4 separate regions of the Mus musculus genome follow, and regions 1, 2 and 4 are each linked to region 3. A link is a loop called in an ENCODE intact Hi-C map of the cell type or tissue named here. Cell type or tissue: left cerebral cortex. All regions are shown on one strand. Region 1 has its middle 20 kb from the start of Gm46963. Region 2 holds the start of C87436 (expressed sequence C87436). Region 3 holds the start of Pcbp1 (poly(rC) binding protein 1). Region 4 overlaps C87436 (expressed sequence C87436).

Region 1 (8,000 bases), 58 kb before region 3:
GTGTGGCTCTAGGTGAGCCACCTCTCCCTGAGTCCTGCCCTCTCCTCACTCCCTCCACACACTTCAGCTGGAGGAATTGCAGCACACAGGTGGAGTCCTGATGCCTACCTATGGCATATCTTGGTCATTCCCCAGACTCATCTCTTGGATGTCTAGAATCCCATCATCCAAGAGATTCAAGGTACATGGTTTTTGAAACTCTGTCTCAAAACAAACACACACACACACAAACTCCAAGACTTAAAATCTGGTCTCACCAGATGTCTGTTGAGTCTTCACAGAGTGAGCCTTTGGTGACAGCGTGGCTAAAAGTGAGATGTCAGAAAAGTAAACACCTACAAGGATCGCAAAGGCTGCTCAAGACCCGGGACAGTGACCGATGATGCAGAAGCAGGTCCCCAAAGCTGTTCGAATGTCACCAAGGACAAAAGCGCCGAGCATGGCTGTGATGGCACAGATACAGAGTGCCCAGACCTTCAGTCTCTCTCTAACCTCAGCAAACCTGCTTGGCGTCCATGTTCTTCAGAGCAACTCTAATCCCCATGGTGAGAATCACTCTGTGTGGGCTCCAGACAGACTCAAGAACCATAGTCACCTAATGAGTTCAAAGCTCCCATCCCTGGGGGCCTCTCCTGGTGGCACAGAAAGGCCTGCTTTGGTTGAGATACTCAGACAAGCCCTCCAAAGTCCCCCTTCCAAAAGGATCCACCCTGCTACACCTACCTGGCACTTAAAGTGTCCCTCTAGATCCATGGTTGTCAACCTTCCTAAGGCTTTAGGACCCTTTAATACAGTTCCTCGAGTTGTGGTAAACCCCGACCATAAAATTATCTTGCAGCTACTTCATAACTAATTTTGCTACTGTTATGAATTGTAAATATCTGTGTTTTCTGATGGACATAGTTGACCCTGTGAAAGAGTCCTTTAGCCCCCAAAGGGGCCATGACCCACAGACTGAGAACTGCTACTTTGGAAAACCATCAATATCCTTAATGTGCAGCAAGGAACGGAAAGGGCTGCTGCCATCTGTAGTCGCACAAGAACAGACTGGAGGTGGTCCTGGGACCCCTGTGTCAGGGACTTTGGGGTGGCAATCCCAAGGGTAAGGGAGTGGAGGGGGGATATGGCAGGGTTAGGGGCTTCTGTCTTGAAGCTGTGCTCTCATAGGCAATTTAGATCACAGTATATCCTTCTCTGGTCTCTGAGAGGCTTGAGGGCTAAACTGGTGAAAGAAGTAACTTTATCTAAAGGAACTCACTTTACAACATCTGCTCCCATGATCAGCCACCTGTGCCTCATGATGGGTAGGTAAGAAAAGGCGAAAAGTTTGAAGTTTACGTAAAATCTAAGGGTATGAAAGTTTCTAAGAAAATGTTTGGGGGTCTAAGAAGGTGTTTTGAGGTTGGTAAGATTTTGAGGTTATGAAGGTTAAGGACATGAAAACCTTAGATGGTGACAAGAGTGAGTTAAGGGACACGGGAGGAAGGAAAATGTTTCCGTTCTCTTCCCCTCGCCGTGCTGCTGTTGTAAACGTAGAATGATTCTCTCTGCCTCTCACAGGTCAGACTACAGATAAATACTGTCAATCAACAGCCTGTTTCCCTCCCACCTGCCTATTCCTGAGGGTGGGATCTATTCCTCTTTCCCTGATCCTGGGACCCACCCATCCTCCTCCTCCAACTCCCAAGATCATAGGTCAAAGAGATTCAAATGTACACCCACAGAAAAAGTTTTCTCCCTAACTCCGTAACTTTATCTTCTGCTCTAACAAACTTATTTGTTCCAGCATTCTGCCAAGTCCAGCTGCTTCTCAGACTCAGAGCCTGCGTCAGGACAGCTCCAAAGCAGTTACCCACAAGGGCTCTGGCCAACCTCAAAGGATGCTTCAACTGGGCCTGCACACCCCTAACCCCTGATGCTCCCACAGCCTGGACATGCTTCCTGGACGTCCAGCTTTTTGCCCCGCCCCCAAAGACACCCCATTGTCAGCAGGAAGGAGTCATAGACATCACATTGCCCCATTAGTCATTTATTATTAACAAAAGGCTGGGATCTTTAGATTTAGACCCAGGACCGGGGGCTGAGGTGCATATTTTACACAGCAAAGCAGACCTGGCCTCCAGGTTCTCCCAGCATCCCTCAGTCCCTACGTGGCACAACCTGCTCCCAACCCTGAACTTTCCAGCCCAGGGGCTGGGCTGCCCTTTACCCAGAGGCCCTTCCCTATATAATCCAGACATTTGGGCATCTCTTCTCCTTCTCTCTGTGTGTACACTCTTTCGCTCTCTTCCCCTCTCTCCTCTCCTTTCTCTCTCCCTTTCCATGTCAACTTTCTTGCCTTGGTCCTTGGGGCCAGTAAATACAAGAGCAGCTTCCCAATGAATGGGGGGGGGGGGAATTAAAAAAAAAAATATGGCTTGAATTGGTTCATTTTACCGGTGGCATCTTTTAAAATTACATCAAAGAGTTAGTTATCTGAGGTAGGGGTGGCTGTGTGGCAGGACAGATAGAGATGTGGGGTGCCAAAGACCCCATCAGCCAGTTCCTGACTCTACTGCAATAAGACAAACCCGCTGACTGAAAAGGACAGAATCCAAACACAGGCCAAGCGTTAATAGGAGGCCTTCCAACTCATGACATTCTGCTGGTCGGAGCTAGGGGATACCCACAGGCAACCAGGGATCCTCCGAAGGGATTTTTGGCAGATGATGCAGGCAGAACAGAGGCATAGCAATCCTGTGCTGTTAGTCTGTCACGTGACACAATCCACGTCCTCCTGTCACATGATCTTTGCCTTCCCCCATCTCCCTTCCCTCCCTTGGCTGTTTTGATTTGATTAAAATAGATGCAAACCGTGGTCCTTTCTATTTTTAACAGCCAACCATTACATAATCCACCCTGTAATCGCTGACTCGAAGCACGACTGGCAACGGCAGAAAATCCCTGGAGTTCGTGACAGGAAGGACTGGCCAGCACAAAAACCTCTGCCAACTGCCAGAGGAGTCATACGGGCCCTGGGAAATCCCTCCCCCACGGCCTTGCAGGAACTGCAGCTCTGGGGGAAGGGAGCCCCGGCAGCCTGGCCGGGAGGAGGAGGTATTGAAATGGGCTCAGACTCTAACCGAAGGTGCTGAAGGGGCGCCTTGCCCAGACACCCGTATACTTGATTTTCTTCCTAATGGAGTCTCCAGAGCCATGAACCAACCTTTCCAAACACTAATTCCTGTCCTCTAACAGCTTCTGAAACATTCCTGCAGGATCGGGAGAATGGACACAGAGCCAGGAAGCTGCGTTGTGGGCACAAAGAGCACCCCCGCCCCCTGCAAAGCTCTGAAGATGCTAGTCTGGAACACCACTCAGCTGGTTAAGCGTTTTGCGGCCCACTAGACAGAGGAGGCGTTCTGTGCTCATTGGCAGTGAGTGCATGTTGGCAGCGTGGCACTGCAGGAGGCACAGAGGGGACAGCCTCTCTCCCTGAATTTGCCAATCTTGGCCCCGTCCTAACCTTGTGAATCCAGAGGGGCAGGGCAGTCTAATCTGTAATAACTCATTTAATCAAATCTGCGGAGTGTCACACACTGGGGGTGTTGGGAGAGAACAGAGAGAAAAGTCTGCTACAATACCATCATACGGGATCGGTGGTGACAAGGAGCTGCTGAGGGCATACAGCAGGGGCAGGCAAAGCTGAGGGGTCAGAGGTCATTCTCAGGCGTTCAGGGTCCTCCCACTTCCTGCTTCCTTGACTCCTGTACTTAACCTTTCCAGGGCTTTCCATATGCAGATTCCCTAGGCTCTGCCCGTGTGTCTAAATGACAGCACTCTAAGCCAAAAAGACCTGCTGAGAAGGCTGCAGCCCAGCCCAGCGAGGACTGTGTACAATTTATACATGAACATTTCTGGCTGATGAAAATCCAAATCAAATGGTCATAAGGAAAAAAAGGGAAGGCAGCTGGGCCCACCTCAGGCGCTCAGCAGACAGCAATCGGCATCTAGATCCCTCTCTCAGCCCAACCTCCCTCTGTGTCTGTTTCATCTTGGACATCTTGGTGCAGAGACGGCCATCTACTATGGACCTTATACTCCACCTTAAGAAATAGGGAATATTTCTCAGTAGTTATAACCAAGACCCAGAAAGCTCTGACTCCCCAGCCACTACGCTCCAACTGACGGGTCACATGTTCTTCAAATAAAATGGAAACTGGGTGTGGTGGCACCTGCTTTTAATTCCGGTACCCAGGGCTGATAGATCTCTGTGAGTCTGAGTTTGGGGCTAGCTTGGACTTACACGGCCAGTTCTAGGCCAGCCAAGGCTATGTAAATAGACCCTGTCTCAAAAAAAAAAAAAAAAAAAAAGGCCACCAAGACCTTCCCTGAGACTGGTCCTCAAATGAGAAACAGAGTTCTTTAACTATGACAGGAGGAAGTACACCAAAAAGCCAAAGCCTACGGGTCTTATAGCTCTCAGAGCCTGGAGTAACAGTCACAGGAAGTGACACCGGAGGCTTAGCAAGATGGCTCAGTAGGTAAAGGCACTTGGCACCAAGCTTGGTGACCTGAGTTTGATCCCCGTAGTAAAGGAGAGAACTGACCCCCAAATGTCCTCTGGCCTCTACCACAAGCATACTGTGGCATGTGTATACCCCAACACAGATACACACAAACACAAAAGAAACATATACATTTAATTTTTTAAAATTCTCCATTAACCAGGTCTTTTTCCCTAAGAATACTTGTCAAGTGTGGCCCAGGCTTGCCCCTTGCTTTACTGCACTCACAGGAGCAGTGATGTCTCCTTAGTCTTCAAGTCCCAAGAACTTACTGCTCTTCTCACCCCTTCACCCCGAGGGCCGTAGCTGGGAAGGCTGCCACTCTGGGTCTTTGGCCAGCATCCTGGGCTTCTGTGTAACTCACAGGGATGGAAGGGTGTGACCAAGACCTTTCTGTGTGGCATCTGAACTAGAACTGGCTTTCTTTGGTCAGAAAGGATTGTTAGCAGGGAAACCTGACTATACATCTGAACACTAGGATGGCAGCAATCGGGTGTGAGCTGCAGGCATGTCCTTGGGCATGTTCTTAAAGCTGATGACCCCTTATCCCAAGTGCATGAGAAGTCCCAATGGCTCCTGCTGGAGTTCTGACTGCCTAGCTCACTTCATAAGAGTGATCTCTCCCCTCTGCACTAAGCAGCCCCAGACTGGGATTCAGCTCTCTTCATGCTTTATCAAAAATAACACACACACACACACACACACACACACACACACAAACTCACACAAAATATCATGTGCTTGGGGCTGGAGAGCTGGCTCAGTAGTTCAGAGCACTTGCTGCTTTTCCAAAGGACCCACATGTGGTCCTCAGCACCCATGTTAGGCAGTTTATAACAGCCTGTAATTCTAGCACTAGGGGTCCTGACACCCTCTTTTGGGCTCTACAGAGGCAGACATTCACATAAATAAAAAAACAGATAGATAGCTAGGAAATAATGGCCCATACCTTTAATCCCAGCACTTTGGAGGTAACAGTAGGCAGCTCTCTCTGAGTTCAAGCCCAGCCTGGTCTACAGAGGGAGTTCTAAGATAGGCAAGGCTACACAGAGAAACCCTGTCTCAAAACAACAATAGATACCAGGGGAAACTGGGAAACATTTGAAATGTAAACAAATAAAATATCCAATTTAATAAAAAAAGAAAGAAAGAAAGAAAGAAAGAAAGAAAGAAAGAAAGAAAGAAAGAAAGAAAGAAAGACGCATTCCCTGGGGCAGTACAGAAACAAAGGGGCTTTATTACACATGGTGTGGTCCCTTCAACCTCTGCTCAAACACCTCAGACCACGTGGCAAGCAGGGCTCTCTCCTCCCCTCGGAAAAGCAGAGTCCCCTCATGGGATCCCGAACTGGCTGCTCTTCATCCTCCTGCCTGGATGGAGTCAGGCCGCTGTGGCCCATCCATGTTAGAGTCTACCCTTGACAGCATCAAGAAGCAGTCTTGAGTCTTCTCACCGGCACCCATGAAGGTAAAGGAACCCCAACAGTGAATGACGGAGCTCCCACCTTCAGCAGCACAACTGGCCCTGGTCAGTTTAAGTGATTTCTTTATCTCTCTAAAGTCTGACACCTTCACACAGACTTACATGCTGACAAAATACCAGTGCACATAAAATAAAAATAAATTAATAATAATAATAGTTTAGTTACCTAAGTCTCTTTAATAAAAAGGGCTTTAGGAGCCAGAGAAGTGGCTCACCTGGTATAAAGGTGCCTGCCACCAAGCCCAGTGACCAAGCCCAGGGTCCACATGGTGGAAGGAGAGAACCCATTTCTGCAAATTGTCCTCTTATACTGACAAAATAAATGAATAAAATATTTTAATTAAATTTAAAAAAAAATAAGGGTTTTAAAACTGAAACTCAATTAGCAGCCAGCCTGAATTAGTTTCACATGTAAAGGCCAGGTGTGGTTTTCCTAGAGTAACAAGCCTCTTGCAGAAAAAGAGAAACTGACAAAACAGGTTTCAGTGTAAAAGCCAACTGAAGCTATCCTGCTGCTGCTGTTGCTGCTGACCACAGCTTTGTCACTGTCCCTTTATCTAAAAGAAGTTGCCCTCCAGTGACTGCGCCCAGTAATCTAGCTCTTCTGTCTCATGGAAATGATCAGATATTTCCAGATTAAAAAAGAAGTTTAAAGTGTATGCGACTTGGGCTGGTGAGATGGCTCAGCGGTTAAGAGCACTGACTGCTCTTCCAGAGGGCCTGAGTTCAAATCCCAGCAACCACATGGTGGCTCACAACCATCCATAATGAGATCTGACGCTCTCTCCTGGTGTGTCTGAGGACAGCTACAGTGTACTTACATATAACAATAAATAAATCTTTAAAAAAAAATATATGTAACTTGTAAAGGTCTAAGGACATAATTTAAGGTGTGTGAACCTAAGTTGTAAAGTTCTGAGGAAGTGATTTAAGGCATGTGAAAAATGAGATTTATAGACCACACACAACACTAAGACTTCAGAGTTCAAAGTTGAACTGATAAGTTATTAGGCCTTGGTAGCAGTTATAATTACCACTGGCTACTAAACCTTTTTTAAAAAAATTATCATAGTCACGGGCTAAAAATTTTAGTCACAGGCTCAACTTTTAAATTCCTTTTGGTTGTTTTCTAAATATAGATTAAACGTGCTCTGGATGAGCTGCAAACATCTCCACGCAATCTCCACCGATCCAGCCATGGACGGACACAGGAGAAATCTGATCCTGCTCCCGCTTCTGGGCCCCCAAGCTCCTCCTCGCTTTTGATCTCTTTCCTCCAGGACACTTCTGTCTCATCTCATACTTCTTCGTGTTGATAATGTCTCAGGCTTTGTCCTTGCTGTGCCTCAGAGGCCCGAGTCTCCCCCAGCTGTCCGGACACATGTTAGCTGCTTTTTCTGGAATGAGGAGTTCGGTGCAGATTTCAGACAGCGGCCGGGCTAATACCTTCCGTCCCCAATCTAACTCCACTCCAGCCGATGTCCACTTGGCTGACAGACACCACCCAGGAGTCAACAGTGACCTGCAACTGCTCCCTGACGGGCTCATCCCCTAGCCTGGGTGGTCCTGCAGAACCCGCAACCCTGGGACACTGCCATAGATCTATGGTGAAGCAGTCCAACCAAGTGAGGAGAACTGGCTTGTAAAGTATGGCGTGCCGAGGCGACGCCAAGGCTCTCCTTTGGTCTCCCTTGGACCCCATCTCTACCTCTCCTCAGCCCACCGGGGCCATTCTTTTCATAATTACAGTCCTCCCTGTCTCTCCAGGTTCCTTAGGTGGCATTACCCAACGGTCAACACACCAGGAGCTGGAGAGAATTCCCACAAGTCTCTCGCCATTACCTGACACCAACCCACCCCAGCCCCACTCCCTTTTCCTCCCCACCTCTGACCTATATTCCAGCCTTCTGAGCCCCCTATGAAAACCCTGGCCAGCTTTGAATGGGTCATCCACAAAAGGCCCAAAGAAAC
Region 2 (8,000 bases), 87 kb after region 3:
GCAAAGCTCTTGCTCAGGGTTCCAGATTCCAACTCCTCTAGGTAGAGCTCTTGGCAGCCTATAGCAAAACAAGAGGACAGTTGTCATATGGCAAAGATGGATCTTTCTACTTAGAAACAGGCAGAGTAGGAACTGGGCTAGCTCATTAGCTGACGACTGCTTAGTCCATGGGAAGTCCCCGGGGCCAGTCTACAGTGCCAGAACATCAATGCACGCAAAGGCCCCATGGGGTCTATGTCTGAAATTCTGACATTTGAGAAATAGCTGTCAGATATTGCTGTGGAAATTTCACATTTAGACTTTCAACAAGAAAGTAGTAAAGTAACAGTCATGCCACTGCACAAGGTTGACGAAACAGAAGCCACAGTATAGAACTGGTCCCATTCCCTTTACCTAATGGTAAAACATAATGTTTTTAGTGCCTTATATTTTATTATTTTTGCATTGAAAAACTTATTTTTTGAGTCAGTGTTTCTCTGTGTAGCCCTGGCTGTTCTGGAACTCACTCTGTGGACCAGGCTTCCCTTGAACTCACAGAGATCCTCCTGCCTCTGTCTCTCAAGCACTGGGATTACAGGTCCGAGTCACTACCTCCCAGCTTTCATTTTTACGTATATGAGTCGTTATTTGGCTTTCGTCTATAGCTGTGCACCAATTGCACCTCTGGTGCCCATGGAAGTCAGAAGACAGCACCAGATCCCCTAGAACTGGCGTTATGGATGTCTGTGTGGTGAGGCACCGTGGAAGTGCTGGGAACCAAACCTGGGTCCTCTGACTCTTAACCACTCCACCTTGACATCTATGTAGCCTAAGATGACCTGAACGCCTCATCTTTCTGCCTCCAATGTTTGAGTGGCAGGATTATAAGGTATGTGCTACCATAATCTCAGGCTGGTCTCAATCTCCCTGTACAGCCTATGATGACTCTGCACCTCTGATCCTCTAGCGTTCACTTCCAACTACTGGGATCACAGGTATGCAGCATCACACTCAGTTTATACAGTTTATACAGTACCGTGGTAGCAAATCCAGAGCCCTGAGAGTACTCAGCAAGTACTGTTCTCATTACTTCCTCAGCCTCTTAAGTTCAATGTTTTTAACACTATATATATATATAATTTTTTTTTTGAGACAGGGTTTCTCTGTGTAGTCCTGGCTGTCCTGGAACTCACTCTGTAGACCAGGCTGGCCTCAGAAATCCACCTGCCTCTGCCTCCCAAGTGCTGGGATTAAAGGCGTGTGCCTCCACTGCCTGGCCTTTTTTTATTTTTTGAGACAGAATCTTGCTATGCAGCCCTGGCTGGCCTGGGTTCAGGCATGTACTTCTACACTAAATTAAATTAAAATATTGCCGGGCGGTGGTGGCGCACGCCTTTAATCCCAGCACTTGGGAGGCAGAGGCAGGCGGATTTCTGAGTTCGAGGCCAGCCTGGTCTACAAAGTGAGTTTCAGGACAGCCAGGGCTATACAGAGAAACCCTGTCTCGAAAAAACCAAACCAAAAAAAAAAAAAAATTAAAATATTTAATTTTTATGAGAACACTGTAGCTCTCTTCAGACACACAAGAAGGCATCAGATCCTATTTTAGATGGTTGTGAGCCACCATGTGGTCACTAAGAATTGAACTCAGGACCTCTGGAAGAGCAATCAGTGTTCTTAACTGCTGAGCCATCTCTCCACCCCCTACACTTGACTCAATACTTCTGTGTTATATGTAAATGTGTGTGTGCAGTCCCAAGTAAGGAGTCCAGAAGCTGACAGTGGGTGTCCTCAATTGCTTCATATGTTTTCTTTCTTTTTTTGGAAACAGGGTCTTTGTAGCTCTGTTTGTCTGGCTGTCCTGGAACAGCTCCCAGATTTGCCTGTCTTTGTTTCCTGAGCGCTGGGATTAAAGACCTGTGCCACCACAACTGCTTCACTTTTTTAAGGTTTATGTATATGAATGCTTTGCTTGCACGCGTGTGTGTGTGTGTGTGTGTGTGTGTGTGCGCGCGTGTGCGCGCTATACCTATGTGTAGTGCCTGTGAAGTTCCAGATGGTTGTGAGTCACTGTGTGGGTCCTGGGAAATGTACCCTGGTCCTCCTCGAGAACAAAATGCTCTTTACACTGAGCTATCTTTCTTGCTTTCCACCTCAGTTTTTGAGACAGGGTCTTTCACTGATTTGTCTTGAGTGGTTGGAAAGCAAAGCCTAGGGCCCCTTAAGCGCTTGGATTACAGGGTTCGTCTCTGTGCCTGGCTGTGTATATGGCTTCTGAGGATCAGAACTTAGGCCCTCGTGCTTGTAAGGCTGGAACTTTACTTAAGAACCATCTTCTCTGCCTCTTAATGCTTTTTCACTAAGTGGTGGAAAAGGCAATTTGCTTGTAATTCTTGAAAAAATATTTAGATGTAAGTTAGAATGTATAATACACAACGGAGAAACAAATTTCCAAATACACATATACATGAATATTTGTACTAGCTTATAAATAAAACACATAGTATTTTGGTTTTGTTTCTGGAACAAAGTCTCACCAAGGAATCCTGACTGGCCTGAAATTCACTATGTAGACCAGACTGGCCTATGTAGATTAGACTGGCATCTAAAGAGATGCCTCCTGAGTGCTGGGATTAGCTTAATTATTAAAGATAAAAGCCTCTACACCCAGTTCCTTAAAATGTTTCCTAAGATTTATTTTTAGTTGTGTATCTGCCTGTATATGCACACGTGAATGCAAATGCCTGTGGAGGCCAGAGAGGGTGTAAGATCCTTCAAAGCTGGAGTCACAGGCAGTTGAAAAGCTGCCTGATAATGACATCCCAGAGTGCTGGGAACGGAACTCTGAAGAGAAGCAAGCACTTTTAACTGTTGGGCCACTTCTCTAATCCCTGTAAAGTCTTTTTTTTTTTTTTTTTAAATTCAGTATTTCAATGTATAGGTAAGTCATGTCTTGTTTGTCCACTTATCAGCCACAGAATATTAGTTTAGTCCCAAGTTTCTGGCTACAATACACAGAGCTCAGATCACTGGGACAAGTATTTGTATAGAAAAATGTCTTCCCATAAACTTGCACAGGGTTGAAGGCAGTACAGCCGAGTTCTAACACTGGCTCAGTCTGGAGAAGACCCCTGACTTGATCCCCAGTAAGACCACCCCCCCCCCCATATATATACTGAGACCCATGTACTCTTTCTTTCCTTCTCTCTCTCTCTCTCTCTTTTTGGTTTTTCGAGACAGGGTTTCTCTGTATAGTCCTGGCTGTCCTGGAACTCACTTTGTAGATCAGGCTGGCCTTGAACTCAGAAATCCATCTGCCTCTGCTTCCCGAGTGCTGGGATCAAAGGCGTGCGCCACCACGCTCGGCTACTATTTCTTTTATTTATTCTTAAGATAAGGTTTTACTCTGTGACCTGAAACTTATTATGTACCTGAGGCGGGCCTTAAACTCTAGATAATCCTTTTATCTCAGCCTCCTAAGTGATAGGGCTACATGTATGGACCACAGTGTTGAGCCATATATTTCAATAAATGTAAATATCATAGTAAACATAGCTATTTCCTTTGTACACTTAACATTTTCGGAACCTGAAAAACTGTTTCCAAAGGGGCTGAAACCTATTTCCTGTGTCAGGCTATGTGCATATGAGTACAGGCAGCCATAGCCAACAGGCTGCACTGCATATGTCTGGAACTGTAGTTACAGGTGCTTGTGAGCTACTAGACATGGGTGCCGGGGACTCAACTCAGATCCTCTGCAAGAGCAGTATGTATTCTTAACTACTGGGTGGTCTTTCCAGCTCCCACCTCTTTTTTGAAGATAGGGTCTTACTATGTACACCTGGCTGTACTCAATATGTGGACCAGGCTGGCATCCAAATCACAGATATCCCTCTATGAGATTTTGTACCTGCAGAATAGGAAAAGGACTTCCATTAAAGAACTAAGTACAGTGTGCTGAGTAAGATGCGACTGTAAAGCCATTAAAAACAGTTGAGATCTGTATACCAGTAACAAAGCTTAGTGCTTTGTGTATGCTATGCTTGGTTTTGAAAGGAAAGGAAAGGGGAAAATGGGGCTGCAGAGATGGCTAGTGGTTAAAAGTGTGTATTGCTCTTTTAGAGGGCCCAAGTTTGGTTCCAAGCAGTAACATCAGGGCTCATCTGCCTAAAACTCTTAATTCTGGGAAGTCCAACTCCTTTGACACACTGGATATACACACATGCATACACAAAAATCTTTTTTTAGAAAAGACTTTAAGGACACAGCATAGTTGTCTATTTCCTCAGCAGTAATTTGAGACCCGAGAAATGGAGGTTTAATCTCATTTTTTTTACTATTCGAATTTGAAAACATGTATCACTACGAATTATTACAGAGTTTTTTTCTTATTTTCCTTTTTTGGGGTGTGGTGGGGCGGGAGGTAGGGGGCAGGATTTCTTTGTATCGCTCTGGCTGTCCTGGGATGGACCGGGGAAGCCTCGAACTCAGAGACTCGCCAGTCTCTGCCTGTAGAGTTCTGGTATTAAAGGAGCTCGTCACCATACCCAGTTTGTTCTTTTCTTTTTGAGACAAGGTCTGTTATGTAGCCTAGCTGTCCTGGAATTTGAGATCTTCTTGCCTTCGCCTCCCGAGTGCTGGGATGACAGGCTGCGCCACCACGCCCGGCTTGCAGACTCTGTCTTAAAAAAGGATACACAAGGAACGCGACTTGTGAAGGAGCTCCGCTGGAAACCTGAAGGGTCTCCCGATGATTGTCTCTTCTCAGCAAGAGGGTGAGCAGCGCCTGGCGCTGGCTGAGGGAACCCGAGGCGCGGTAGGCTGCCCCCTGTCCCATGCGGCCGCTGAGCTGGTCGGTGTGGGGACGCTGTTTTGGGCACGTGAACACCGCCCCAAGTAAGAAAGAAGTATTCGAGTGCATGCATTCACACAAGGGATCCTGTGGAGGCGCTATTTACCCATTTTAGGAATAAAACTGTCTGGTTGGATCGAGACGTCACAGCTCGCAGACCTTTACTGATTGTAGAATCAGCCCGGTCACTGTCAAATAACAGAGTCCGGGCCACAATTCCTCGGTGTTGTTTAGGGGAGCGCGCCTAAGCTCAGCTTCCGGGAACGGCCGGCTGGAAAACGCACTTCCCATGCGACCCGCTTCCCGGCATCCTGCGCAAAACGCCCACTTCCGGCGGCGTCAAACTGAGGGCCCAGCAAAAATGTCAGCAGTCCGACACGCAGTTCCCCGAACACTTTTTCCGCCTCTGTTCCCACCCTAAGCCGTGCTCCGCCGGTGCTTGGCCTCTCCCACTTTGCCCCCTTACCTGCCTCGCAACTCTAGGAATCTCGTTGGTGACGACCCTCGCCGCGTCTCTTCTCCTTTTACAAACGGACTTTTACAAACACGTCCAAACTGTTTGCTTGTAACGACGGTCGTTATTGGTCAGATCAGCCCACGTGCGCCAAGGGCCCGCTCACCTCCGCTGAAGTGGCACCATGGGATTTGTAGTATTTCAGGGGAGTGCTCTCTTTTGGAAAACTACAGAGAAGGCTCAGGGTGCTGACACTTTGTGGCTTTACCTAAACGTACAGAACACACCAGCAAGGGCTTCCCGGTGGTCCCTAGTACATCGAACCTGAACAATTCTGTGCTGAAAACAGTTTTACTGGAATCGGAAGCAGAGCTCGCCTGAGCTTGTATGGTTTTCTCTCGCTTCGCTCTTACACATTATTGAACGACTCCCCCCTTGGAAAGAGCCGAAATAGACTTTATGTATATTTGTTCTTCAGAATCGTAAATCCCCGGCACCAATATTGTGTTTCCTGGAACTCTTTCTGTAGATCAGGCTGGTCTCGAACATAGATCCGCGGGCCTCTTCCCTCCAATGTGTTGGGATTAAAGACATGTGCCACCACCGCACTTCAGAAACACTCGGAAAGCTATGGTGCCTTAGGTGAGGCCGGTGTGTTCCCATAGCTTGGACACCTACTGGTGGTGCGCTGTAGGCACAATTGCTTTGCTCTAGCCAAATTTTACTTTTCTCCGTTACAGTGGCCCTTTTCTGGGATCAGATTTTTCTAATATTGTTTCAGAAACTGAAGGAACTAAAAAAAGAGATGTTTCCTCTCGCCACAATTTTTATTTGCTGTTAAGTTCAAAAGCATTCATATTTATACCTGGATCACATGGCTAGTTAGTTCCTAGCAACTGCCTCAAGTGGTGACCAGAGAGCATCAACCCTCATTTCTTTGCCTGGCATTGGGAAGTGTTTCTCCTTTGTTCTATAGTTCAATGTCAAGCCCTCCAATAGAGAGACATGCAGACAACATCTTTCTGGATGCTGTTTCTCTCCTTTCTCATTAAGTGTGCAGTGGTTCATGAAAGACCTTGTGATCCTCACCTCCCTGTCTTCAGAACCAGCCAACTTGGGTGTCCTCACACCAAGCTCTCCCAGGCTGCAATTTTCAACTGACATTTAAAAAAAAACAAAAAACAAAACAAAACAAAAAAAGCAGATAAAAACAAACAAAACAAAACAAAAAGCCGGGCCGTGGTGGCACACGCCTTTAATCACAGCACTTGGGAGGCAGAGGCAGGCGGATTTCTGAGTTCAAGGCCAGCCTGGTCTACAAAGTGAGTTCCAGGACAGCCAGGACTATACAGAGAAACCCTGTCTCGAATAAAAACAAAAAACAACAACAACAAAAAACAGGATATTAAGTTAAGCCATTCATTGCATTGTATGTCCCAGTGGTATCAGGCAACGCCAGCTGCCCGCTAGTTAGTGGACCTCCTCCTCAAGTGTTTCCTCACAGGCCTGCATATTCCTGTTCCTCTAGGACCTGGCTCCTTCTAAGGATCAGGAGTTCAGCTGTGATTTCAAGTTTGTTTTCCTTACCCTTTTTCCTTCTCTCCCTGCTCTGACTACACATAGTAGTTGCTTTCTGCACACTGGACTTCTTTGACTCCTGTCAACCTACTAGTAGTAGCCAGTGTTTACTTTGTTCCAACCTGTATTAGTTTAATCTTTTGTCATTTCCCTTAAAAATTGAACAATTTTCAAAACTGCATATAGGTATTATGCCTGCATGTACATACCTGGTGCTGGTGGAGGACAGAGAGTACATCTGATCCTCTGGAACTGGAATTACAGATGGTTGTGAGCTACCACTTGGGTGCTTGGAAGCAAGTTCTTTAACAGCTGAGCTACCACTCCAGCCCCAATATCAACCTTTGATCTGTCTCCACCCTAATAATTGTTCATTTAGAAACAAGTCAGTGTGGCACTGAAGGGTTTGCAGAAGAATGGAGATGGGATTCTAGGATAAACCTAAACTATGACTTGACAGACACTGTAAGGCTTGCTGTAGTTTCAGTGATCTCCTATGTGCCATTTGAAAAAGGTAAATATAGCCCAAACCTTATGTGAGGGCTGCAAGACCAGAGAGCAGTGTGGTGTCAGTCCCACGCATCCAGACACACGTTGTAAGAAACAAACTGGAGGACAGGAGTTGGATTCCTTTGTGTAGCAGATGAGGGAGCAAGGGGAGCTCAGAACCCTTTCCAAGTAGGCCTGAGCCTATGCGGACCCAGGGCTAGCCTCCTGATCACACTGCTAGGGGGTGACCTCAGCCCCTTTGGGTTTAGGATCACTTATTTTATATGATTGTTGGGCCTGCATAGGTCACCAGAGCCCCTGGAACAGCAGAGAACAGTTTGCATATGTATACTCCTATGTGGGTGCTGGGAACCAAATCCAAGTCCTCTCCAAAACCAGCAAGTGCTCTTAATTGCTGACCCACCTCTCCATATCCCTATCCTCACCCAGCTTCTTTAAGACTTCATTATTGAAAGCCGGGGGTGGTGGTACACTCCTTTAATTCCAACACTTGGGGAAGCAGAGAGAGGCAGATCCTTGAGTTTGAGGCAAACATGGTCTACAGAGTAAGTTCCAGGACAGCTAGGACTATAGAGAGAGACCCTGTCTCAAAAACACAAAACAAAACAGAACAAAAGAAATCAAGAA
Region 3 (8,000 bases):
GTATCTGTCATCACTTGCGGATGGGCATTTAATTATAAAGAAATGGGCATGTCGGGCAGTGGTGGCACACGCCTTTAATCCCAGCACTCAGGAGGCAGAGGCAGGCGGATCTCTGAGTTCGAGGCCAGCCTGGTCTACACAGTGAGTCCCAGGATAACCAGAGCTATAGAGAGAAACCATGTTTCGAAAAACAAAACAACAAAGGGGGGGGGGGGGCCGCAGAAATTTCTAGAGTATATTTCAAGTAGCAATTCTCTTTTATGATAGTTTTGTTATATATCTGTGTGTATACATATGTGCGAGTCATTTAAATTTCTTATAATATTTCTCTTTTTACACTGTGCTTAGCCTTGAGTTCCAACATCTTGCAATGCTCAGGACAGTGTGGTACACACTGAGGTCTGCATGCTGGTATTGTCATAGCTGCTACTGTGTGTCTGCTAAAGCTCTGGACAGAGGTAACATAATGTTAATGTGAAAAGTTTGACACCAGCTGGACAGGACAGATGGCTGCTCTTCCAGAGGTCCTTAGTTCAATTCCCAGCAACCACATTGTGACTCACACCCATCTGTAATGGGATCTGATGCCCTCTTCTGATGTGTCTGAAGACAGCTACTGTGCACTCACATACATAAAATAAATAAGCCAAGGCTATACAGAGAAACCCTGTCTCAAAAGACAAAAACAAGAACAAAACAAAACAAGACAAAAACTTGGAAGGCAGAGACAGGCAGATTTCTGAGTTCGAGGCCAGCCTGGTCTACAAAGTGAGTTAGTTCCAGGACAGCCAGTGCTACACAGAGAAACCCTGTCTCAAAAACAAACAAACAGGGCTGGTGAGATGGCTCAGTGGGTAAGAGCACCCAACTGCTCTTCCGAAGGTCCAAAGTTCAAATCCCAGCAACCACCCGTAATGAGATCTGATGCCCTCTTCTGGTGCGTCTGAAGACAGCTACAGTGTACTTACATATAATAAATAAATAAATCTTAAAAAAAAAAAATCCAAAAAATAAAAAAGACAAAAATTTTAAAAATATATAAGAAAAAAGAAAAGTTTGACATGTGATCTAAATGTAATTTCAATCAAAAAGCTCTTCTCTCCGACACCCACACAGCCACAGCCACTCCAGTACATGTTTGTTGCGCTATCCACTACCTACATCGGAGTACAAGCTGAGCCTGGTCTATAGACTAAGTTCCAAGACAGCCCCAGGGCTGTTACACAGAGAAACTCTTTCTTGAAAAACAACAACAACAAAAAAACCCCCAAGTCTTCTTTTGCTTGCCATGTGTGGTGCTACACATCTTTATTCCCAGAACTTTGGAGAGGCAGAGACAGACAGATGAATCGCTCGGAGTTCAAAGCCAGCCTGGTCTGCAAAAGAAGTTCCAGGCTAGCCAGGGCTACATGGCGATACCCTGTCTTAAAACAAGACAACAAAAACCCAACCTAATTTTTAAATGTGAGCCTAATAAATAGCTATTTGCAGACTTCAGTACATGATTTTAGGAATTATGGGTAGAAATAGCTGACCTAATTGGGAGCTTGAGTCTATTCCTGAGAAGTACCCTCACCTTCTAGACCAGGTGAGTTTAATAAATTTAAACATACCTAACTATACACTCATTTCCATGAGTATTTAACAAATTTAAATGAAGGTTATAACCTCTCTGTAATTATAATTCCATACCACATGCATCTGTGCTGCTTTTACGAAAAAAGCTGATTTATGACCTACATTGAACTTAATTGAATACACTGAATAGTGAAGGCCGCATGGTTTGAGGAGTCACAAGTTATGATTTATCTAATATTCCTCCATGCTCTGTCAATATTTAAAGAGAAATAGATGATTGGAACCAGGTAAAGTAACTTATTTTATCTGCTTAAAGGACTGGGATGGAGAAACCAGAAATCCATCCACAAGCAACTGAGGAAAGCAAGTCTCTAGGGAACTGCTCGCTTGCTCCCTTGGAGCCAGGTGGAGGGAAATGGGCCTCAGATGAGGCCAGATGAACAGATACTGAACTTTTGGGCAAGCCTGAATCACATCCTCTTCCTGTCCTCATCCAGAGGCTTTGTAAAATAATATTTGAGCCTAAACAAATGTCACTAACACCAGGAATAAGTGAAGGCACGGAACATACAAACAGGTGCGGGGCGGGGGGGGGGGGGGGGGGGGGGGGGGTTCTGAGTGGCTCCTTTAGAAATGACAAGTTCACACAAGTCAGTTCTTTTCTTTCTCTTTTTTTTTTTGAAACAGGGTATCACTTTGTAGCCCCAGCTGGCCTCAAATTCTCAAAGATCTACCTGTTTCTGTTTCCCCAGTGATGGGATTAAAGGTGTTTCCTACCATGCCCTCAACATGCCAGTGGTGGCACATCCTGTCATTCCAGTGTTTGTGAAGTGAGACAGGAGGATCCAGAGCTCAGTGCCTCTGCACTGAAAAAAAAAAACCACACACACAAAACTGTGGCGTAGTGGTAGACAGCTTGGCTAAAAAGTTAGAGATCCTATGTCTGATAACCAGCTCAGCAAAATTAAATTCTAAAACTCTGATTCAAATAAAAAAATCTGCAAAAGGTGCTCACCAGTAGAGAAATCAGAAGATATAGGTTCCATCCTGTGTAACCTTGGGTCATTCACTTCATTCATCTCTCTGGGATTGTCTTGCTCTGTTGGGGAAAAGAAAGAGAAATAAATACCCACTTCATGGAATTTTCAATTAAAAAAAATATATATTGCATGGGATAAAATGTTTAGAATGGAATCTGCTGTGGCACACCCACACCCACAATCTGTTCCTCTTGACTGTAAAGGTGGAAAAGTGGACATAACTGTGAACTTTAGGATCACTGGACAGTTGAATAGTGAGACATTGCCATTCTATGGCTTATTAGGCATAACAATCTTAAATCAGTTACAGCACCACCTGTACAACATCTAGAAAAAAACTAGAAATTTTTTCTAGATGCTTGGGTACTTGGTTACATACTGTGCACACACGCGCGCACGCACACACACAGGCACACACCTGCCTGCCATTACTCAGTTTTTTAAAAATCCCGTGTCAGGCCTGCATTTTATTTATTCTCCTGCCCACCAAGGGAATTAACTTTCTTCCAAAAGCACCTCTTGCTGTTTCATCCTATGGGAAATTCTGAGACTGATGAAAGGCACATTCTAGAGCTTTCAGACCCGGCCCAATTTTTCGATGGCGACACGTGTCGCCATTTTGTTGGGAAACATGGCCGCCAGCCCTCCCCGCTCGGGGGTGGGGTGGCGGTGGGGTGAGGAACGCCACGCTGGTCCTTTCGGCCAAGTATTAAACAACACGTTCCTTCACACGACCTCCTCCAGGCTGACTATGGCGGCGGCACGAGGAGCCGGCAAAGAAAGCACAAGGCGCTCTCCAGCGTCTCGAGGGCCATTTCCCGGCGGGAGGCCTCGGTCAGGGCGACCTCCCAAGATGGCGGCGGCGCCCAGGCTTGGCCGCCTCCCGAAAGCGTGGTCCAGGCGGCGGGCGAGCCAGCGCGGACATGCGGGGGGCCATGCCGGCACGCCGTCAGTGCGCACCGCTCCTCTAAGGTCTCGGGAACTATCGTGGGACATAAAACACGAGGGCAGGAGGTAGCGCCTCCGAGGGCTTCCCTAACCGGAGCCGACCAAGTGCAAACAAAGCATTATGTAAGTGGACGCCATTCCAGCGGCCCCCGTTCCTAACGCCACTAGCCCGAGCGGCACTCGCCGGGGCGGGTGACTCTCGCTCGAGTCTCTCTGCGTCGCGGACGCAGCCGCCGGACGGAGGCCAAGGTGGGGGCTGGGACCAGGCGCCCGGACGCCGGGGACGAAGGGGCCCCACGTGCCCAGCAGAGCGCGTGCACAGCCGCCGGGCCGCGCCTCGCCTCGCCGCCCCTCCCCCCACGGAAGCCAACGCGGGCCGCTCGCGCCCCCCCTCGCTGCCGCGCATGCGCCCTGGTCCCCTCCCGCGCACGTTTTCGACCCGCGGCGGCCTAGCTCCCGCCTGCAGCGGCCTCCGCCGATGCCTGTATCGCTCCGCCATCGAATCCTTGGGCGGACCGGGAAACAATTATCTGTCCCCGGCACAAAACCAGTATATTTTCCCAGTCCCCTGCCGGAGCCGCTAGGGTTAACAAAACACGTGCTCCCTCTCAATCTCTGCCGGGTCCCCAGTTTTGCCCACGTTGTCCGTTTTCAACCCGACGGCGGTGCCACCGGGTTATTTTTCTCAAGGGTCGCGCGCGCTGGCGCAGTCTTGTGACCTAAAAAAGCCGGTCCTCTTTTTTTTCTCCTAGGGGTCCTGCGCGGAAAGCACTTCCGGGGTCAGAGGGTACGCGGGGTTGAAAGCGGGCTTCCCGCCCCGCCCAGACCGCCGAGGCTGCCGCCGGAGTCGCCACCGCCGCGCCCTCGCCCACCCGCCCGTCGACCGCTCCCGGTCCCGCTCGCCCCCGTCGCCGCCGCCGCCAGTCCTGCGACGCCGCCGCGGCCTCCCGCCCGCGCCCGCCCGCTCCTGCGGCCCCCCGCTCGCCTCGCGCCGGCAGTTCGGGCCTACTCCTCCCCTCCCCCGCCAGCCGCCCAGGACTTGACCACGTAACGAGCCCAACTCCCGAACGCCGCCCGCCGCTCGCCATGGACGCCGGTGTGACTGAAAGCGGACTCAACGTGACTCTCACCATTCGGCTGCTGATGCACGGAAAGGAAGTAGGCAGCATCATCGGGAAGAAAGGGGAGTCGGTGAAGAGGATCCGCGAGGAGAGCGGCGCGCGGATCAACATCTCGGAGGGGAACTGCCCGGAGAGGATCATCACGCTGACTGGGCCTACCAATGCCATCTTTAAGGCCTTCGCCATGATCATCGACAAGCTGGAGGAAGATATCAACAGCTCCATGACCAACAGTACGGCGGCCAGCAGGCCCCCGGTCACACTTCGGCTGGTCGTGCCCGCCACCCAGTGTGGCTCCCTGATCGGCAAGGGCGGCTGCAAGATCAAGGAGATCCGCGAGAGCACCGGGGCCCAGGTCCAGGTGGCGGGGGATATGCTGCCCAACTCGACCGAGCGGGCTATCACTATCGCCGGCGTGCCGCAGTCCGTCACCGAGTGTGTGAAGCAGATCTGCCTGGTCATGCTGGAGACGCTCTCCCAGTCTCCACAGGGGAGAGTCATGACCATCCCGTACCAGCCCATGCCGGCCAGCTCGCCAGTCATCTGCGCGGGCGGCCAAGATCGCTGCAGCGACGCGGCGGGCTACCCCCACGCCACCCACGACCTGGAGGGACCACCTCTAGACGCCTACTCGATTCAAGGACAACACACCATTTCTCCGCTGGATCTGGCCAAGCTGAACCAGGTGGCAAGACAACAGTCTCACTTTGCCATGATGCACGGCGGGACGGGATTCGCCGGAATTGACTCCAGCTCTCCAGAGGTGAAAGGCTATTGGGCAAGTTTGGATGCATCTACTCAAACCACCCATGAACTCACCATTCCAAATAACTTAATCGGCTGCATAATCGGGCGCCAAGGCGCCAACATCAATGAGATCCGCCAGATGTCCGGGGCCCAGATCAAAATTGCCAACCCGGTGGAAGGCTCTTCTGGAAGGCAGGTCACTATTACTGGCTCGGCTGCCAGTATTAGCCTGGCCCAGTATCTAATCAATGCCAGGCTTTCCTCTGAGAAGGGGATGGGGTGCAGCTAGAACAGCGTAGGTTCGCTCGTAACCCCCTTCCTGCTGTTTCCCATGATCCAACTGTGTAATTTCTGGTCGGTAATTCCAGGTTTTAAATAATTTGTAAGTGTTCAGTTTCTACACTTTATCATCCGCTAAGAATTTAAAGAAAAATCACATTCTCTGTTCAGCCGTTAATGCTGGGATCCATATTTAGTTTTATAAGCTTTTCCCTGTTTTTAGTTTCGTTTGGGTTTTTTTGGCTCATGGATTTTATTTTCTGTTTGTCGATAAGAAATGTAAGAGTGGAATGTTAATAAATTTCAGTTTAGTTCTGTAATGTCAAGAATTTAAGAATTAAACAAATGGATTGGTTAAAAATGCTTCGTATTTGAAAGCTGGGAATTCCTATCTTAAATTCTTCGGTTGCTGCTTTCTTTCCCTTCCCTGTTTTAAGTATGGGGTGCTTGGCGGCCAGGGGGAGAAGGGTGGCCCGCCCTTGTTCCTTGCAAGCTTTTCTTGCCTTATCGCTGAGATTCCCCTCCCTCTGCCCCAACAAAGGAACGGCAGGTTGGGCCTGCTTTGGGATGTTTACAAAAGATGGGTCTCTTCCTGGGAGTGACATATCCAACCTAGTTCCAGAGAGGCCTCTGCCTTTTTCTCTGGTGGAAGATACAGGTTTTTCTCGGGTGGAAAAACTGCCCGTTCAGCAGGACAGGGTGGATGGAGAGCGTCTAGCCCGTTGTCCGCTACCCCCATCCCGCGGGGCAAACTTGGCCAGGAACAATAAAATAATCTGTGGGAAGGCTTGTGGGGGTGGGGGGCAGGGACTAGGAGGAAGGGGAAGCACAAGGGGGGAAAGGAGGGCCACAGCTGCAAGGGGGGGGGGGATTGGAGGGCCTTGAGTCTGGGCTGACCCCAACAGAAGGACCACGTGGGGAGGGAGCCATGCACCTGTGGCAAGTAGCCCGTCAGAAGGTTACACCTGTCAAGCGAGGTGCCGGGAAACAAAGGGGTATTTTTGTGATTTTCCTCAGCTGTGTGCAATAGTTAATTACTGCAGGAAATAATCCTGCCTAAGTGGGACAGTCCTCCCAGGAATGTAGACCAGTCCAGGGTGTTCAAATGAGGATTCCTGAGTCCCACTACACACTGAACCAGAAAACTGCATCTTTAACACCCATTAGATCTCTTTGAGTTTTTCTTCAGCTTGAGAACGGCAGTGGCAATGCCTAGTAACCAAGTGCCCATCAGCTGAGTCTAGGCTGGACATAAGGGCATAAAGTGTTGACAAGCAGCACTAGACCCAACAAACAGTAAAACATTAGACAATTAGGTGCTAGAGTAGTGGGCAGTCAAACCCAGGCAAAGGAATCCCTGGTGGAGGGTGGAGTTATCCACAATAAACATTTGTTGTTTCTCTACAGAATGGGGGTTGGGGTGCAGGCCTCTTTCTGAGGTTCCTTGGTAATGAGATTTACATTCACTGCTATGTTGCTGAAGAGCCCAGGTTATCAAACAGACTTGGTTCTGCCTCGTGGCCTTAAGCAAAGCACTGAATACTGAAGGTCTTACAGGAGGAACACACTTCCTAAACTTGGGACAAAAAGTTTTAGAACGCAATAAACTAGATTGCAGAGGGCCTACTTCTAGGTGTTGCCTAGAATATACAGACTAAAAGATAGGGACAAACTGATGTCTACTAGCCAGGTGTGTGTATAATCCCAGCACTCAGCAAGCTGAGCTCTTGAGTTTGAGGCCCCTATATTTTGAGTTCCAGACCAGCCAGGGCTACATAGACCCTGCCTCAAAAAAAAAAAGTATATTTTTATTATAAAAAATATAAAAATTTGAAGCCAGCCAGGCTTACAGAGTGTGAGTTTAGAGATAGTTAGGCCAAAAAAAAAAAGAAAAAAGATACGTACTTATATTTGGCTAAGTGACAAGAGGGACATGAGTGAGGCCAGTGAGGACCTAGTACAGTGTCTTCTGGAAATTGAGCATTAATCAGAGCCAGTGGACAACAAACTTGAGTCCTCAAACACAGCCAGATAAGCTAGAGTGGCTGGAGTCCCTGGGAGAGAGAAGCAGCTCAACTGTACTAACAAGCACCCAAACTCAGGCGAGCCCTCCTCACCACATGCCTAGTAATTGTGGGATAATCTGGGCAGCTAAGCATAGGATGGCTCCCACCTTGGAGAAAGGCAGGAGCAACCACTAAAGCCATCCAAGGAAGGAGGTTCTACTACAGGCTAAGAAGCTGCATCAACCAGGATACACACTGGGAGCCATGAAGATAGACATAGG
Region 4 (8,000 bases), 54 kb after region 3:
GATTAAAAGTGTGTGCTCCTATGTACAGTTTATGGATGATGCAGGGAATCTAACCTAGGGCACTGTATGTGCAAAGCAAGCACTACTGCCAACAGAGTCACATCCCTATCCGCTCTGCTGTTGCCTAGGCTGACCTCAAACTCTGGGTCTCCTGCCCCAGCCTCCAGAGCACTGAGATCAGTTATAAGCTGTCATAAGGGGCTTAAATGAAACCATGGTGGCTGAGAAGTTGGTAGGCTCAAACAGATCTCCAATCCCAGCTACCTGGGCAAGAGCTTGAGGGCTTGTGGTGTGCTGCCCTTTGGTGTAGTCCTGCCCACTAAGAAGGCCCACATCCTGCTTTAAAAGCAGCAAGGAGGGAACCAGCTCCACCTCCTCCTGCTCCATTGTTTGACTTTCTCAACAGCACCTGTCACTGTCTGACATACTGCATCTCATTCTCATATTCTGTGTCCGGTTTCTCCTCACAAGGATAGAAACATTTTGGGAACAAAGCTTTCGTTGCTGTAGCCGATGTCCAGCCCAGGGCCTGACAGTGAAGGCTGCACAAGTACTCAGTGAGGGCCATGTTCCCTCTCCCACTACAGCCGTGTTTTTCCATGGACTTGGCGGCTGAGAGCTCAGATGACCCCAGGCCTGTATCAGTTCCAATGGCAACTTTCCCAGTGTGGTGGTAAAGGTTCCTCTCCACCTCAAGGTACTGTGCTCGTCTGCAACACCTCCCCACCCCCAGCCAGCTTTCCCTCCCTGACCCAGAGAAGTCGGCCTGACCCTTCATCTAGAATTCCCTACTCTCTGCTTTGTGCTGATATCATGTTCCTGAACGTAGCTACAGAGGCCGGCAGTAGATGCTGGTTGCCTTGCACTGGGAGGGAGGCTTCCTGCTTTCCCTCTCTGTCCTTTCCCACAGCTGCCCAGCCAGAGCTGATCTGAAGGGCCCAATATGGCTGAAATACTTTCATGCTGGTCCAAGGTGAGAAAGTATCTACTTAGGCAGTTCACAGAGCTGAGAGTCTGTAAACTAAACACTGGCTGTTGCTAACATACTGAGGACAGTGGACCGGAGCTCCTCTCTCCTGCCACAGGAGCCACCAAGCCAAGGAGATCATCAAATTCAAGTTCCCCAGAAAGAGCTGGTTAGGCCCAGGCAGCACTTACTTCAATTCTTAGGATGACCAAACTCCCTTTAGGTCTTCATGGTTCTTTTTTTAATATTTGTAAAGTGTTGTATGAAGTTTTGCTTGCATTTGTATCTGTGTACCATGCATGCTCCTTATACCTGTAATGTCAGGGTGAAGCAGATGGTTGTTAGTCACCATATGGGTGCTGGGAACTGCACTCAGGTCCTGTAAAGAGTTGCAGATATTACTAACTGCTGAGTCAGCTCTCCAGACTTTTTTTTTTTTTTTTCTACACCAGGGTTCCCAGTAGCACAGGCTGGTTCTGAAGTGCCTAAGTAGCTGGGACAGACCTATGTGGAGAGCTCTTGGGGCCACTCATAGAAATTTGGCAAGTATTTGTCACTGGGTTCAAGGAAGTAGGCTCAGATAAGAATTCACATTTGGGCTGATGCAAAGCTCAAGGTAAACTCAGCCAAGGAAAGTGTGGGATTCCTTTGATTTTGTTCACCCTGATAAGCCCCTGGAAACAGTGACCAAGGGGCTTTGTTTATCTTGTTTGGTTCCCTTGTCTTTGATCTAAGAACTGACCCTATTCTCTGCAAGTACCTAGAATGGTATAAACGCCTCAGCACTGGCTGGAGTCATGTTATAAAGCTGTCTGTCTGTCTCTTTCTTTTCAATCCTCCTTCCCTCCCTTGAGACACTGTTGACTGACAGAGCTGGCTTGGTCAGACCTTGAAGAGTTTGATGCTCTTACCTCTATCTCCTGAATGTTGGGATTACATGCAGGAGGCACCACACAGTTTCTATGATGTTGGGGATGGAACCCAAGGCGTTGAGCATATTGGGCAAGCTTTCCCCCAGCTAAGCTGCATCCCCAGCTCTCCAAGGCAGTTCCTGACACACATGATTAGACTCAGGTCCTGCTCAAACCCTTAGCAGTCTGTTCCCAAGGGCCTGTGCCTACAGGTCCCAACAGCACGATGGCTGACTCAGGATAGGAACCATTGCTTTTCCAGCCAAGGCAGGAGGAAAGGTCTTGTTCTATCTACACAGGTTCTATCAACTAGGCTCAGAAAGTCTCTGGACATGAGACAGAAGCTGCCTGTCAAGAAGCATCTACTTGCAGGGCCGTGGTGGCGCACGCCTTTAATCCCAGCACTTGGGAGGCAGAGGCAGGCGGATTTCTGAGTTCCAGGCCAGCCTGGTCTATAGATACCCAGGGTTACACAGACTGCCTTGACCCCCCCCCCAAAAAAAAAAACCCCAACAACAACAACAAACAAACAAAAAGCAAAAAAAGCATCTACTTAAAAAACTTGGGCTCCAAAGAACTACTACAAAACACCCACACATTCAACTGTCTGCCCCCACACTTCTTCCATTATCTTGACCAGAGGGGAGATCAGGACAGTGCATACCTGTAATTCCAGTCCTAGAAGGCTCAGGCATCCCAAGAGTGAGGCTAGCTTAGGCTATATAGTGAGACCCTATCTTAAAAGACCAGACAATTAGGGCTAAAAAGCTGTGTGTCAACTCAACTTCCAGCCTGTAGCCTTCTCTAGTAAGACCTATGTACAGGATGCTGTGCTCAGAGCATGGAGAACAGGCATTGTGGGTTTGTAGGAATAACAGGTCCAGAAGGGGTGACTACTGCTAGACCCCGATAAATACGCTAATACAGAGTCCTTCTATTATTAGCCCACCCTGCTGAAGGCCATGAAGGAAGGACTGCTTCCCCTCTGGGTTCTTACTTTTTATTATACCTCAAATGCTGTCTTTCATCTGAAGCCCAAGGTAGCCTTGTCCTAATAAACAGGACAGGAGTGACCAAAGGAGACCATGGCGGGCAGGCAGGCAGGCCGGGCGGCCGCAGCATCCCTTACACCCTCCAGGAGGAGCTGGATACTCACTCTGCACAAGGCCCAAACCCTAATAAGAGCTGGAGAAGTAGCCATAGTTCAACTCTGTCCCTACTAAGGGGACAGGGAATCCATTTTTCTCAGCTCAGATGATGGTTCCCAGACCTCAGCTTCTTATTCCATTCTTTCTGGAAGTCAGGGACTGTGGGGCAAAAGGGTACCTCAAGGTCACTCGTCAGTGCTGTGCCGCCAGTGACAAAGAATTAGACTGGTGTTCGGGTAAACTCTGGTACCCACCTTGAGTTCTGAAGCAGGTCCCATTTCTAACCCCTTTGCCACCCAGAGGGCTCGAGGCTTACTGGGGCGGTAAAGAGGAAAATCTTCTATTAACAGTCAGGGAACAGAACACAAAACCTTCCCGGGTTTGGTTAAGGTTAGGGACTACCAAGTCTTTTGAGGTACCATTCCTTTTGTTCCTGAGGTGATTGATGGTGGTTAAAGGAGGCAGAACGTGGCTGCCCTGGAGGAAGGTCTACTGCGGGAAGGAGCCACAGACACCTTGGAGGCCTCAAGAGCTGTGCTAGTGTAAGGTGCGTTGGAGGGGAAAGGAGGGCAGGCTTTCTAAGTCCCTCCTACTATCTCCTCCTTTCTCTCCCACCCCTCCTTCTCGCCTCTCCCCTTAAACAATCCCCTCCCCCAACTCTTCCGGCCTTCCCCTCGTCTCCACACTTCCTTCCTTCCCGGCTCTCCCCTACCCCCTCTCCGCACCCCCTTCCCATCTTCAGCCACTTTCCTCTACCCCCCACCTCTTTTACATCTTCCACCCCTTCCTACTCCCTTCGGCCCTTCTCCCCTACCCATCCCCCTCGTCTCCCTTGTCTCCTCCCCTCCAGCTCGACACTCGGCGGTCGCCACGTCCCCAGCCCCGCCCACGCGAGCTCGCAGGGAACCCCGGTGACGTCACCACCCGCAGCGCCCTCCTTCCCGCGCTCTCCAGAAAGGACGCGAAGGTGGTGACGTGTCCGGAGCGCCAGCGCGGCTGTGCACAAAGCGCGTGACCAACCTGCGGCGCCGCCTGGCGGAAGAACAGTGGCGGTGTGGCTGGAAGCGACGTGCGGCGGCAGCGTGGTGACGTCACCTCGCGGGGCCACGTGACCGCGTGCTGTTCCGGCTTCTCCCCTCTACCGGTGTGGGCAGAAACGTGGCTTCTTTACTTGCTCTACTTGGTCTCCTGAAACTGCCTGGCTGCTTGGTCGCGCTGCGGGTCATGGGAAGTTTGAGGATCATACTCATTCTCTGCCCTTGTCATTAACCGAAATTGTGTCTCAGGATGGGCCAGAAAGCACCATCTTCAGCCACATCAGCAGATCGCATGTGATGCTCTGTGTCATTATGCAGACGTGGAGTTTACGAACTAGTCCAGAGTATCCCGAGTATCCCGAGTCATTCAGGAGCGCAGTCCAGGCCTCAGCCATAGCTGCTGGACCCACACCAAGCCGTAGAAGGGAAGGCAGGAAGGAAGTCACAAATCCTTTTGGGAACCAACCTTGTTATTTGAAAGGCAGTTTTTCACATAGCACTTCGTACAGTGTCAGGGTGCTTCCTAGAAATGCAGGTCTTGGACCTTGCCTTAAAGCTTACAATTCAGATAGACACTTTTGTTGACACGGGGTCTCACCTTGGCTGACCTGGTTCTATGTAGACAAGGTTGCCCTTGAAGGTGTGCACCATAGTGACCAGCTAGAATATACATTTCAACAAGATCCCAGAGTGAGTCCTATAAGTACTGGTTTGACAGATTACTGTGCATCAAGCCCTACCGTGAAAATGGTAATATCAAAGTCACAGGCCTGCCCCAAGTTAAGCCCCAACTGAATGGACAGTTGGCTAGAACTGTCCCAAGGGCTTGTATGGCCTGGCCACACCCCATTTCCACAAGGTGCTTGTCCAGCCTTTACTGTAAACACAAGGCACCCCCCCCCCCCTCCAAGCAGGTTGGAGCTGGGTGTTTCGTCATTTACAATTAAAACAGAGTTATCAGTTATAAGACATTCCTATCAAGGGGCTGGAGAGATAGATGGTACAGCAGTTAGGAGTATTGGCTGCTCTTCCAGGGGACCTAGGTTCCCAGCACCTACATGATGGTTCACAATCCTCCCTAACTTCAGTTGCAGGCGCTCCAACAACCTTTCCTGATTTCCCAAGGCACCAGGCACCCATGTGTTCATATATACATGTTGGCAAAGCATGAGAGAGAGAGAAAAAAAACCCCTGCATATCAAACCAATGTATTTCAAGTTGAAAGAATATATACGTAGAAGTAAACTAAACATAATTTTAGTACTGTGTAGAACTCAATCTGTAGCCCCAGTGAGACTTCAGGAAGAGTAATTCCTAGAACCCAGGGAAAAATGAAGACTCAGTGGGAAAACTGACTGGCATGATAGTGTAAAGGGAAGTCATGGCAGGTGTGTAGAAAATGCTTCCTCCTCTCCTAGAAGGCAAATCTTCACTTCCTCCACCATCTTAGTTCTAGGATGAGTGAACCTAGAACTTTTGAATTTTATCAGCTGCTTTTAAAAAACAAAAAAAAAAAACAGGTTCTCACTTTGTAGTTCTTGCTGTCCTAGAACTCACTGTATAGATCAGGCTGGCCTCAAACTCAGAGATCTGTCTGCCTCTGCCTCCCGAGTGCTCAGCTGCTCTTAATTTTGAATAATAATAATGATAAAATAATAACAATAAATTTAAAAATGCCTTTAATCCCAGAACTTGGGAGGTAGAGGCAGATGAATTTCTTGAGTTCTAGGCCAGCCTGGTCTACTGAGTTCCAGGACAGCCAGGGCTACACAGAGAAACCTTGTTGTGTGGGGTGGGTGGGTGGAGGTGGTGGTGAATATGTGTTGCTGATCCCCTGGCACTGCCTACTTTCCTGTTGACAAGATAAATTCTCCCACAGGTTCTAATTGTAAAATCATGACATCAATGGCACCATTTGGAAAAACTAGTGACACTGTACTTTATTTTGTTATCAGAATAAAGAGTGATTGGAGCTCTTGGGCAGAGAGAGAGGACCCTGCTCGGCCCAGGGCATCGTTAACTTTCCAACACTGTTGGCTAAGATCCAGTGCTGTGACTTTTGGAGAATTACAGAAAAACAAGCTGCAGGTGAATCCATGAGAAGCCAGTGAGCTGGATTTTTGTTGTTTCTTCTAAAACTCTGGTCAGAAATAAGTGCCCGACTTGTATGAAGACTGTACACACAAGGCTATTTACAAGAGTTTCTTCTACAGAACACACATGGATGGGCTGAGTAACTGCATCTTAGCCAAGTGTGGTTCGTTAGCAGGGATCGTATAAGTGCTACTAGGATTTATAGTCCTCAGGGATTGGGATGTGCAAACTCTGCAAAATACTCTTGATTTGCCTCAAGGGAAAGTGATAGTAGTCAGAGGGGCCAGCTCCAAAGGTTGGTCCATGGGTGGCCTTGGGTCCTGGTAGTCAGCCACATGTCCATTCCGGTGGTGACCATACTCAAACTTGATTCGAAGCTCACCAATCTTGGACTGTGGGAGGATATCTGGGATCCACTCAATGATAAAGGGCGTTGGCTCCTTTTGATCTGGGGAAGTGTTACCTACAGAGTGAAAGGGGGAGGCCGGTTAGTATGAGTCAACTTATTCCCTTCTTTGTTTTGGCTTTTATGGTTTTTTAGACAGGGTCTTCACTGGAGCTCAGGATGTACTCATATTTACTGTGTAGTAGATAATAACTCTAGATGTGGCTGGCAAGATGGTTCAATGTAAAGGCACTGGGAACACAAGCCTGGAGACCTGAGTAAAATCTCCTGAACCTACAGAAGGTTGGCCAGAAAGATCCACCTCCCAGTTGTCCTCCGAGCTACGCATTCATGCTGTGGCACACACAACTCCTTTACTATGACAACAGAGTTAAGAACAATTCAGGTTTTACTGGTGTTGAAGGCTAGACTCACAGCTGGATTTGAAATGAAATGACTGCCCTTTGCCAGATAAAATGGAGAGTTTAGCTGGGCACTGCATATGCCAGGGTACCCAGCTCCTGCGATCTGGAGGTGGACTGAGGGTTCAAGTCCATTCTGCAAAGGCAAACAAAACCCAAACAAACAAAACAAAAAATAAAAAGGAAGTCTTGGGGCCTGGAGAGAAGAAGGCTCAGTGGTTAAGAGCACTGGCTGTTCTTTCAGAGGTTCTGAGTTCAAATCCCAGCAACCACATGGTGGCTCACATTCATCTGTAATGGGATCTGATGCCCTCTTCTCTTATGACTGAAGACAGCTACAGTGTACTCATATGCATTAAACAAACAAACAAATAAATCTTTTTTTAAAAGGAAGTCTTTCAGGAGAAAAAGCTTTTTTAAAAAAAAGTCACCTAGGGGCTGGAGAGCTGGCTGAGTGACTGATGAGCAGTGTCTGCTGCTTCTGTAGGACCTGTTTCCCAGCAGCTTCAGTGGCTCTCAACCACTTAACAGCTCCAGCTCCCAGGGAACCATTGATGGCAACTGAGCACACAGAAATACAAACCACCCTTTAAACACAACTAAATGTAAAACAAGCCGGGCGGTGGTGACGCATGCCTTTAATTCCAGCACTTGGGAGGCAGAGGCAGGAGGATTTCTGAGTTCGAGGCCAGCCTGGTCTACAAAGTGAGTTCCAGGACAGCCAGGGTTACACAGAGAAACCCTGTCTTGAAACAAACAAACAAACAAACAACAGAAAAACCAAAACCAAACAAACAAAAATGCAAAACAAAGAGAAAGAAAGACAAAATACCCTGACAGTAATGCATATATAGTCTTTACTCTTGATTTTATTCCCAAACAGGCGGCCTTTCTTAGCCCCATCCCTTCACTCTGTCAGCTATTCCCTTCTCACAGTGGTCAGGAAGGAAGCACTCCCAAGATGAACCTGAGGTTTGTGACATGGGGCTGCAGAGTTGTGTGTGTCAAGGTACTGTCCGGCTCATTTGGCAGACAT

Evidence for each region. Peaks named below come from ENCODE experiments on the same cell type or tissue, not always from the same donor. Only the 100,000 strongest peaks of a DNase experiment are listed, where the experiment ranks them.
Region 1: it touches region 3 in a loop (8-fold over the local background); 4 of 42 quality-filtered maps call a loop at or near these places.
Region 2: a loop joins it to region 3, with 6 times the contacts of the local background. A loop is called at or near these places in 6 of 42 quality-filtered maps.
Region 4: a loop joins it to region 3, with 9 times the contacts of the local background. A loop is called at or near these places in 24 of 42 quality-filtered maps.

Annotation. Positions count from the first base shown.
Region 1 is chr6:86,580,223-86,588,222 of GRCm38, reverse strand. No RefSeq gene overlaps it. Among named protein-coding and RNA genes, the nearest start is that of Gm46963, 20 kb to the left of the region's middle. In left cerebral cortex, a CTCF peak has its summit at 3,465; DNase peaks (open chromatin) are centred at 2,001, 2,880, 3,347 and 3,837; H3K4me3 peaks cover 965 bases; H3K27ac peaks cover 3,192 bases.
Region 2 is chr6:86,435,785-86,443,784 of GRCm38, reverse strand. C87436 (expressed sequence C87436) reads right to left here and starts at 5,111. Exons shown (of 10, transcript NM_001364557.1): 1 at 4,938-5,111; 2 at 1-58. In left cerebral cortex, CTCF peaks have their summits at 4,933 and 5,956; DNase peaks (open chromatin) are centred at 5,156, 5,383, 5,881, 6,186 and 2 more places; H3K4me3 peaks cover 1,887 bases; H3K27ac peaks cover 2,168 bases.
Region 3 is chr6:86,522,568-86,530,567 of GRCm38, reverse strand. Pcbp1 (poly(rC) binding protein 1) reads left to right here and starts at 4,379. Exons shown (of 1, transcript NM_011865.4): 1 at 4,379-6,088. The coding sequence starts at 4,653. The coding sequence ends at 5,723. 1600020E01Rik (RIKEN cDNA 1600020E01 gene) reads right to left here and starts at 3,238. Exons shown (of 5, transcript NR_037960.1): 1 at 3,135-3,238; 2 at 2,594-2,677. Gm38676 (a long non-coding RNA gene) reads right to left here and starts at 1,804. Exons shown (of 2, transcript XR_869219.1): 1 at 1,162-1,804; 2 at 1-110. In left cerebral cortex, CTCF peaks have their summits at 687, 897 (motif pointing left) and 3,273; DNase peaks (open chromatin) are centred at 6,319, 6,713, 7,114, 7,831 and 5 more places; H3K4me3 peaks cover 4,851 bases; H3K27ac peaks cover 4,879 bases.
Region 4 is chr6:86,468,366-86,476,365 of GRCm38, reverse strand. It overlaps C87436 (expressed sequence C87436), which reads right to left. Exons shown (of 10, transcript NM_001364557.1): 10 at 5,978-6,620. The coding sequence ends at 6,412. A430078I02Rik (RIKEN cDNA A430078I02 gene) reads left to right here. Exons shown (of 3, transcript NR_131126.1): 2 at 3,465-3,573; 3 at 3,877-6,089. Among named protein-coding and RNA genes, the nearest start is that of A430078I02Rik, 8.5 kb to the left of the region's middle. In left cerebral cortex, CTCF peaks have their summits at 3,037 and 4,072; DNase peaks (open chromatin) are centred at 3,296 and 4,007; H3K4me3 peaks cover 1,903 bases; H3K27ac peaks cover 2,292 bases.